2 separate regions of the Homo sapiens genome follow, and region 2 is linked to region 1. A link is an interaction called in ENCODE POLR2A ChIA-PET data of the cell type or tissue named here. Cell type or tissue: endothelial cell of umbilical vein. All regions are shown on one strand.

Region 1 (5,000 bases):
CTGAGGGTATGGCCTTTTCTTTCTGTCACCGATGGGCTGAATAACCCTGAGTTTCTCTTCTCTGTCTCCGGAAAATTAGCCCTAGTCCTGGCCACCCCCTGGCTCAGGGTCACTGCTGAGGTCGTCAGAAGAGCATCAAGGCTTTTGCGTGTGTGGAACAGCACAGCAGGCTTTCTGAGCTTCACAGACTTGCTCACGGAGTCCTGATGTGAACACGTGCTGGAGGACATGGTCGGGGGGAATGAGGGAGCGGCAGCCCACCAGAGCCTTAGAGCATCCTGAGGACACGGCCCCAGGATCCTTGGGAAGGGCTGTGAGATGTGCTGCCTGAACGTGCCCGGGGCGCACTGCAGACAGGGTAAAGCCGGGGGAGGTGCACCTTGCTTGGGGAGCAGACAGGAACCCCGGGTGCTGGGCCACTGGGCCCTGGAGCTTTCACAGGCCTGGAGTTGAATTACCGCTTCACCCACCCTGAGCCTCACTGCCTTGTCAAGGTGGATAGAAACCCTTGCGCACTGCACAGGGTGGTGAGGATTAAACAAAATAAAATAGAAAGCTTCTTGAATGCTAGCCAGCATGCAGTAGGCACTCAGTAAGAAGTCATTCCCTTCGCCTGTTTTGTCTCTGACCTGTGGCCACTCACACCTGCTTTCACCTCCCCCTGCCTGTAGCCAGCTGTCTCCAGCAGCTGCCCTCCCCACGTGTTCATCAGAGTCCCTGTCCGCAGAGACAGCTGCTGGCTTCTGTCTGAGCTCCAGCAAACCACTTTCTGTTTTCACCAAAGACTGGCGTTTCCAACCATTAGCCCCATGCCACAAGGCTCTGAAGGTCAAGAAATCTGGGTCCGCCTAGCAGAGCCCACTCTCCGTCCTGCCAGAGCAGGCTGCCCCCAGCTCTGCTGCCATCGTGCCTCTGTGCCTCAGCCGCCACCCCTTCTCTCGCCGTGGGCACCCATGACCCTGGAGCCTGGAGAACTTGGCAGTAGACGCTAGGTTCTGAAAGGGAGCTGGTCCAAAGCAGCTTCCCCATGTGTTGCTAAGGGCAGGGGACAGTCTCAGGAGAAATCGAGTCCGCTGCAGAAAATCCAACCGGATTTGCAGTTTCCAGAAATGTTCCTCAGCGTCGCCTGTGACGGGAACAAAATGAACCGCACATCTCGGTTCATCTCGGTCCAAGTGACTCAGTGCTTTTCCCGCCCTCCCTCATCTTCCCCACGCAGTGGACTACAGCTGACTTCTGATCCTGAACCCAGAAAGACTCCTGCTCCCAATTTAGGCGTGGAGAGCCTTAATTGGAACCTTTCATGCTCCGTTCTGGAGCCACGTGGTCTGTGTGCTCCAGGCCTGGGACAGCTGCCACCTCTGTACGGCTGGAGCCTTGGGCTTTCTGGTTTTGTTTGTTTTTTCTTGAGACAGGGTCTCACTCTGTCAACCAGGTTGGAGTGCAGTGGCACAATCTTGGCTCACTGCAACCTTCACCTCAGCCTTCAGGCTCAAGTGATCCTCCTACCTCAGCCTCCCAAGTAGCTGGGATCACAGACGCACACCTCTACACCCGGCTAATTTTTGTATTTTTGGTAGAGACAGGCTGTTTCGCCATGTTGCCCAGGCTGGCCTCAAACTCCTGAGCTATGGCGTCCACCCACCTCGGCCTCCCAAAGTGCTGTACTGGTGTGAGCCACTGCACTCCGCCGAGCCTTGGGCTTTCGGATGGGCTGTTTGCACTCGGGAACCTCAGAAGGGTGCTCCCCAAGACAGAACATCACCACTGCAAACGGAGCCCACCTTGCCAGGCATTTCCCCAACTGCCCTGATGGGAGGGGAAGGTGTGTCTTTCATGGCACACAGGATGCTTCCCGCTGACATGGACCCAGTGTCTTAAGCTCTGTTTGCCCGCAATTCTTTTGTGTGGGGGAAGACAGGGACCAGACTTAATTTAATGTGATTGTGTGGCGCCCTGGCAGTGGGATCAGTGTGGCTTCCTTTATGGAGTGCAGCCCTGCCATAGCAACCTGCAGGCTGTCTTCTAGAGCCTAGAAGAGCTTTGTTCCGCAGACATGACTTCCTTTTTTTTTTTAATGGGAAACGGGGAGGGCGTGGGGAGAAGGGCTCTGATATAAACAGTTACCAAGGAGACCCGAGTCGGGGTTGGAAAGGTTTTCTCCTTCCCTCGGTCCATACAGAGGGAGGAGGGGTGTGTGCCCGGTGCAGGGACTCATGGGAGGCTTCACTCTGGAATCCTGAGTCCTGCCTGCTGGGGCTCCAGATGTTGCAGAGTTCTTGGGCTCATGGGGGCAGACGCAGGCAGGAGCTCAGGGAAATTCCGAGAGGACTTTGGGGTGTCCAGGAGCACTTTGAGGCCACGGGCCCAGGCAACTTCCTCACCAGTACGGAACAGGGGATGCACAGGGCCGAACTTTCCATCTGCTGGCCCCTGCTGGTGTCCAGGAGAGAGCTGTGACCCTCCTTTTTCCTTAAGTCCTGGAGCTGAGAGTGAGAAGCCATGGGGTGCACGTACTCGTCTCCACCTGAGGAGCCCGCTCTGAGAAGGTCAGTTCCTGACACTGTCCCTGGCGGCAGACTGCCCTCATGCCCCTTGGCCAGGGGACGCCTGCACCCTCACTCGAGTGTGGGAGACTTCCTCCTGGCGGGGACCTGCTGGAGGCCTGAAGATGCGGCTGCCTGGAGTTAACAGCAAGGTCAGCCATTCCCAGGGTTGCTGCCCCTGTCTCTGGCGAGGGACTCAGCCAGGCCTAGGCACTGGTGGCCCCTCTGGTCCAGGACTTGCACGCTGCATTTCCCTGCTTCCAAAGGAAGGAATTTGGACTGGAGACCAGGAAGGCCTCATGCACCCTCTTCTCTGCCTATAAATAATCAGGTCCCCCATGCAAATCCAGGTCTGAGGTCCTCCGATGGAATGGAGCCCATTCAGAGCAGTCCAGTGTGGGCCCTCTCGGGCTAAGCCCGTGAACTTTGCTTCTTGGAGCCCCCAGCAGGGCCTTGGGTTGGGAAGGGAGTTTCCTGGCACCCTCCCCGGCAGGATGGGTTTAACCAGCAGGAACTTGAAGGAATTGTTCTGTGTTGCGCCGGTGACCTAGAGGCACAGGTCCGCCTCCAGCTCCTTGGGTTCCCTTTTCCCCCCTGGACCACTCACACTTCCTGGGTGAACCCTAGCCTTGGGGCAGAGCAGGCTGGCACACCTTGTCCACTCTGACGTTCCAGCCCAGAGGCTCCCCTGTCCACTCCCAGGGCCAGCCAGCCTGGCATTCTGCTTTGTCCAACTGCGTCAGGAGGTCACATGGAAGCCCTCCTCCCCCGCCACTTGCCGGGCTTCTGGGATGGGAGCCGAGCTTGGAAGTTGCCATCCCTTGGCACCCCGCTTCCCGTGGGGCTGTCTCTCCAGGGGGCCGTTTTCTATTCCTGAGAAGACAGCCCAGCTCGTCCAAGAGGCCTTTCCCGGTTTCTTCAGCCATAAGCGTCTGCTCCCTTTGAAGCCCTGTGGCGTGAACCTGTCCTGTCCCATCCGTCCCTGTGGCGTGAACTGTGCCATCCATCTATGTGGTCTTAGCACATGCCACCTTGTGCCATGGATGTCTTTGAAATCACAGGCTGACCGCCTTCCAGGGAATGCCCTTTTTTCTACTGGGTGTTAACCAAGTTCCCCAGTCAGGCACTGGGGAGGCTGCAATAACCAGATGCAGCTCTTTAATAATAGTGTGGGCACGAGAGGGGCGGGGCCTGTGCAGTCCCGTGCCTGTCTAGTGTCAGAGCCAGGATTTAAAGCCAGGTCCGCCCTGCCACGTGGCTCTTCCCATCTTGCTGGGATCCTCCTCGGAGGCTGTCTTCCCCTGGCTGGAGGATTGGGCCTGTGAAGTCACAGGTTGTCTCGTTCTAGTCTCATGCCCTCGGTGCCTGGCGCAGTGCCTCCCGTGCCCCCACCTGGCTGGCCTGTGTTACCCGCCAGGCACTCACGGGGCACTGGAGTTTGCTCTTGTCCTTTTCTTCAGCAAATCTTCAGATCCACTTTGTTGGAGATGGAACTTCCCTGGAAGCATCTGTCCTTTGAGTAGAGATAGGGGTTGGCTTTTCAGCTGATGCCAGGTCAGACCTCAGAGGTGGCTAGGGAGTGAGAAGTGCCCTCAACAGCCTCTTAGTCCGCCCCTGCCAGCCTCGTGCTGGACAGAGAACTCAGGGCTGGCCACCCTAGGAGGAGACACGGCGTCCTGTGCCGTGTGCTAGGCGTCGCGCTCATGGCAGGGATACACAGACAGCCCCCAAGGTTATTCAACCCAGGCTTCCAGTTAAGCCACAGGAATGTGCAGAGTAAAGTGCCTTGGCCGACCAGTGTGTGTGCCACAGCGAAGACGGCGACAGTAGCGTTGCTGCGTGAGGGGCAGGGACGGCCTCTGGGAGAGGAAAGTTAAGTTCTGTGGTAAAGGATGAGTAGAAGGTGGGAAGGGGTCACAGGAAGGGCCTTGTAGGCCCAGGGAGCCGCGTGGAAATGTGAGTAGCTTAGCGTAGCCCAGAGAGGTGGGAAATGGGGCCGGGCCACTGCGGGAGGGGTGTTCAGAATCGGCCACTTTTCTCTTGTTTAAAATATCTGCTCTGCTGGGGTCCCCTTACTCAGGGTGTAGCTATTCTAATTATCCTTATTGTTGGAGGCTTCAAAATCAATCAGTCGGGCCCCACATGTACCACTTCTGTTTATTTATATCGGTTGGTTGGTTGATTTACAGGGTCTCCCTCTGTCTCCCGGGCTGGAACCCGGGTGTTTGAAGCTGCAGTGAGCTATGATCGCACCGCACGGTCATGTGATCGCACAGTGGTGAGATCATCGCCCACTGCAGCTTCAAACACCCAGGTTCAAGGGATCCTCCCACCTCAGCCTCCTGAGTAGCTGGGACCACAGGCACAGACCACCACACCGGGCTAATTAAAAAAAATTTTTTTTTTTAGAGGTAGAGTATTGCTGTTTTACCCAGGCTGGTCTCAAACTGGCCT
Region 2 (5,000 bases), 180 kb before region 1:
CTGTAGCCTTTTTGTCCAAACAACTTGACCTTGCTGTTTTAGGCCAGCCATCATGTCTCCATGCAGCGGCTGCTGCCACCCTAATACTTTTAGAGGCCCTCAAAATCGCAAACTATGCTCAACTCACTCTCTACAGTTCTCATAACTTCCAAAATCTATTGTCTTCCTCACACCTGACACATATACTTTCTGCTCCCTGGCTCCTTCAGCTATACTCAGTCTCTGTTGAGTCTCCCACAATTACCATTGTTCCTGGCCCAGACTTCAATCCGGCCTCCCACATTATTCCAGATACAACACCTGACTCCCATGACTGTATCTCTCTGATCCAGCTGACATTCACCCCATTTCCGCATATTTCCTTCTTTCCTGTTCCTCACCCTGATCACATTTGGTTTATTGATGGCAGTTCCACCAGGCCTGATCGCCACTCACCAAAAAAGGCAGGCTATGCTATAGTATCTTCCACATCTATCATTGAGGCTACCGCTCTGCCTCCCTCCACTACCTCTCAGCAAGTCAAACTCATTGCCTTAACTCGGGCCCTCACTCTTGCAAAGGGACTACGCGTCAATATTTATACTGACCCCATATCCTGCGCCACCATACTGTTTTATGGGCTGAAAGGTTTCCTCCCTCGTAAGGGTCCTCCATCATTAATGCCTCTTTAATAAAAACTCTTCTCAAGGCCGCTTTACTTCCAAAGAAAGCTGGAGTCAAAGCAGGGCCATCAAAAGGCATCAGATCCCGTAGCTCAGGGCAACGCTTATGCTGATAAGGTAGCTTTTAAAGAAGCAGCTAACGTTCCAATGGCCAGTTTTTCTTCTTCTCATCGGTCACTCCCACCTACTCTCCCACTGAAACTTCCACCTATCAATCTTTTCCCACACAAGACAAATGGTTCTTAAACCAAGGAAAATATCTCCTTCCAGCCTCACAGGCCCATTCTATTCTGTCATTTCATAACCTCTTCCATGTAGGTTACAAGCTGCTAGCCCGCCTCTTAGAAACTCTCATTTCCTTTCCATCATGGAAATCTATCCTCAAGGAAATCATTTATCAGGGTTCCATCTGCTATTCTACTACTCCTCAGGGATTGTTCAGGCCCCATCCCTTTCCTGCACATCAAGCTGGGGGATTTGCCCCCGCCCAGGACTGGCAAATTGACTTTACTCACCCTGAGTCAGGAAACTAAAATACCTCTTGGTCTGGGTAGACACTTTCACTGGATGGGTAGAGGCCTTTCCCACAGGGTCTGAGAAGGTCACTGCAGTCATTTCTTCCCTTCTGTCAGACGTAATTCCTCGGTTTGGCCTTCCCACCTCTATACAGTCCGATAATGGACTGGCCTTTATTAGTCAAATCACCCAAGCAGTTTCTCAGGCTCTTGGTATTCAGTGGAAACTTCGTACCCCTTACCATCCTCAATCTTCAGGAAAGGTAAAACGGACTAATGGTTTTTTAAAGACACACCTCACCAGCCGGGCACAGTGGCTCACGCCTGTAATCCCAGAACTTTGGGAGGCTGAGGCGGGCAGATCACAAGGTCAGAAGATCAAGATCATCCTGGCTAACATGGTGAAACCCCGTCTGTACTAAAAATACAAAAAAATTAGCCAAGCGTGGTGGCAGGCACCTGTAGTCCCAGCTACTCGGGAGGCTGAGGCAGGAGGATGGTGTGAACCTGGGATGTGGAGCTTGCAGTGAGCCGGGATCACACCACTGCACTCCAGCCTGGGCGACAGAGTGAGACTCCGTCTCCAAAAGCAAAAAAAAAAAAAAAAAAAAAAAGACACACCCCCCAAGCTCAGCCTCTCAACTTAAAAAAAAAAATAAAAGGACTCTGTCAAAAACAGAGCCCAAAAACTCACCAACCAAACAAGTAATTACACTAAACCCCCTTGGACACTCTCTAATTGGATGTCCTGGGTCCTCCCAATTCTTAGTCCTTTAATACCTGTTTTTCTCCTTCTCTTATTCGGAACTTGTGTCTTTCGTTTAGTTTCTCAATTCATACAGAACGGCATCCGGGCCTTCACCAATCGTTTTATATGACAAATGCTCTTTTTAACAACCCCACAATATCGCCCCTTACCACAAAAATCTTCCTTCAACTTAATCTCTCCCACTCTAGGTTCCCATGCCGCCCCTAATCCTTCTCGAAGCAGCCCTGAGAAATATCGCCCATTATCTCTCCATACCACCCCCAAAAATTTTCGCCGCCCCAATACTTTACCACTATTTCGTTTTATTTTTCTTATTAATATAAGAAGACAGGAATGTCAGGCCTCTGAGCCCAAGCTAAGCCGTCGTATCCCCCAGTGACCTGCACGTATACATCCAGATGGCCTGAAGTAACTGAAGAATCACAAAAGAAGTGAAAATGGCCTGTTCTTGCCTTAATTGATGACATTACCTTGTGAAATTCCTTCTCCTGGCTCATCCTGGCTCAAAAGCTCCCCCACTGAGCACCTTGTGTCCCTCACCCCTGCCCGCCAGAGAACAACCCCTTTTGACTGTAATTTTCCATTACCTACCCAAATCCTATAAAACGGCCCCACCCCTATCTCCCTTGGCTGACTCTCTTTTTGGACTCAGCCCGCCTGCACCCAGGTGACTAAAAAGCTTTATTGCTCACACAAAGCCTGTTTGGTGGTCTCTTCACATGGACGCGAGTGAAACCCATCTCTACTAAAAGTACTAACATTAGCCAGGTGTGGTGGTGTGCGTCTGTAATCCCAGCTACTCAGGAGAATCCCTTGAACTCGGGAGGTGGAGATTGCAGTGAGCCAAGATCACACCACTGCACTCTAGTCTGGGCGACAGAGCAAGACTCCGTCCAAAAAAAAAAAAAGAAGAAAAAAAAAGATGGGAGTCAGAAGAGTGGTCACCCTTTGGGGCAACTGACTTAAAGCGGTTTCAAGGGGGCGTTCTGGGGGCTGGTATGCTCTGTTCCTTTATCTGGGTGCTGGTTCACCTTTTAACCCTTGTGGAAATTCTTTGAGTTGTACTCTTAGAGTTTGCATACCTTTCTTTTCTCTTTTTCTTGTTTTTTAAGATAGGATCTCACTCTGTCACCCAGGCTGGAGTGCAGTGATGCTGTCATAGCTCACTGCAGCCTCAACTTTCCAAGGCTCAAGGGATTCTCCCTCCTTAGCCACCCGAGTAGCCAGGACTACAGGTGCGCACCACCGTGCCCAGTTCATTTTTTGATTTTTTTTTTTTTTTTTGTAGAGATGTGGCGGGCGGGGGGGTCTCTCTGTGTTGCCCAGGCTGGTCTCAAACTCCTGGCCTCAAGTGATCCTCCTGCCTCAGCCTCCCAAAGTGCTGGGATTATAGGTGCCAGCCACCGTGCCTGGCCTGCGTACTTTTCTATATGTATATTATATTTCAATAAATTAGTAAAGAGGAATGAAATGATATGGCGAATAAACAAAACAAATAATTCTGCAGTTAAGGAAATGTAATATGGGAGCCATGGCCTCCCTACGTTCTCTCCCTCCTTCCTTGAGATGAGAATATTTCTCTCTCTCTCTCTCTTTGCCACTCTTCTGGGAACATCCATTTCTCTTTTTCTCTTTTTTTTTTTTTTTTGCCAGAATGTTTCTCATTTCAAGAGAAAGTGCTGGCTGCCTACAGCATGTCAGACCCCAGCTGTTTTCCATACTTCTGCCTTTCCCTGCCTTTGGCAATGGAGTCTATCCTCTGAAAATTCTCTTCTGCAATGAGAAACCCCCACACTTTGCCCCCCTCCCCACCACCAAACAAGGCCCATTACTTCCTTCCAAACCCCAACCTGGCAGGTTCCCAGAAACAAAGTCCCTGACCCTTACCTGGGGTCTTTGGCTCAGCCTCAATTCCAGACTCCTGGCTCATCCTCCAGAGCTTGCTAGTGCTGCTCCAGTCCCTGGGATCTGCGGTACCCCTGGGACCCCAAGTCAAGACCTCCTCTTGGCTTACGTAAGGACATTTACAAACAGCCATTCCCAAATAACTCACATTTCTGAGGTTCTGGGTGGACAATGAATTCTTGGGGTATATTATTCAACCCAGTACAGATGTATTGCAGAAATAATCTCCCATCCCACAGATTGCCTTTCTACGTCTTACGGTTCTCCCTCCCTCCCTCCCTCCCTTCCTTCCTTCCTTCCCTCCATTCCTCCCTACCTCTCTTTCTTTCTTTCCCTTCTTTTCTTCCTTCTTCCCCAGCTCTCTCCCTCCTTTTCTCTTTCTTTTTCTTTCTTTCTTTCTCTCTCTCTCTTTCTGTCTCTCTCCCTTCCTTCCTTCCTTCCTTCCTTTCTTTCTTTCTTTCTTTCTTTCTTTCTTTCTTTCTTTCTTCCTTCCTTCCTTCCTTCCATCCTCCCTCCCTCCCTCCCTCCATACCTCTTTCTCTCTCTTTCTTTTCTTTTTCTTTTCTTTGCAGTGGTGCAATCATAGCTCCCTGCAACCTCAAGATCCTGGGCTCAAGCAGTCCTCCCACCTCAGCCTTCTGAGTAGCTGGAACTACAGGCATGCACCACCATGTTCTGCTAACTTAAAAAAAAAATTGTAGAGATGGGGTCTTGCTGTGTTGCCCAGGCTGGTCTTGAATTCCTGGCCTCAATCTCCTGGACTTAAGTGATCCTCCCACCTCAGCCTCCCAAAGTGCTAGGATTACAGGCAGGAGCTGCTGTGCCTGGCCTCTTATGGATGTCTTCTAATGGATTTTAATATAGTTTTATTTATCAGCTTTCCTCCTGTATGGGTAAGTGATTATACCCTGTTTATAAAACATTTGAGGCTGGACATGGTGGCTCACACCAGTAATCCCAGCACTGTGGGAGGCCGAGGCAGGCAGATCACTGGAGGTCAGGAGTTCAAGACCAACCTGGCCAATGTGGTGAAATCCCGTCTCTATTAAAAATACAAAAATTAGCCAGGTGTGATAGTGAGTGCCTGTAGTCTCAGCTACTCGGGAGGCTGAGGCAGGAGAATAGCTTGAGTTTGGAAGGTGGAGTTTG

What was found. ChIA-PET counts read pairs that join two places held together with the same protein. Peaks named below come from ENCODE experiments on the same cell type or tissue, not always from the same donor. Only the 100,000 strongest peaks of a DNase experiment are listed, where the experiment ranks them.
Region 2: POLR2A ChIA-PET joins it to region 1 with 8 read pairs; 4 of 35 experiments call an interaction of 5 or more read pairs at or near these places.

Annotation. Positions count from the first base shown.
Region 1 is chr7:75,965,580-75,970,579 of GRCh38, forward strand. The region is part of intron 2 of POR (cytochrome p450 oxidoreductase); the gene reads left to right. Among named protein-coding and RNA genes, the nearest start is that of SNORA14A, 24 kb to the left of the region's middle. RefSeq lists an enhancer at 1,140-2,019. In endothelial cell of umbilical vein, no CTCF peak of the experiment used is centred here; a DNase peak (open chromatin) is centred at 2,092.
Region 2 is chr7:75,785,884-75,790,883 of GRCh38, forward strand. It overlaps a transcript of CCL26 not described here. Among named protein-coding and RNA genes, the nearest start is that of CCL26, 16 kb to the left of the region's middle. RefSeq lists enhancers at 1,661-2,520, 2,521-3,379. In endothelial cell of umbilical vein, no CTCF peak of the experiment used is centred here; no DNase peak of the experiment used is centred here.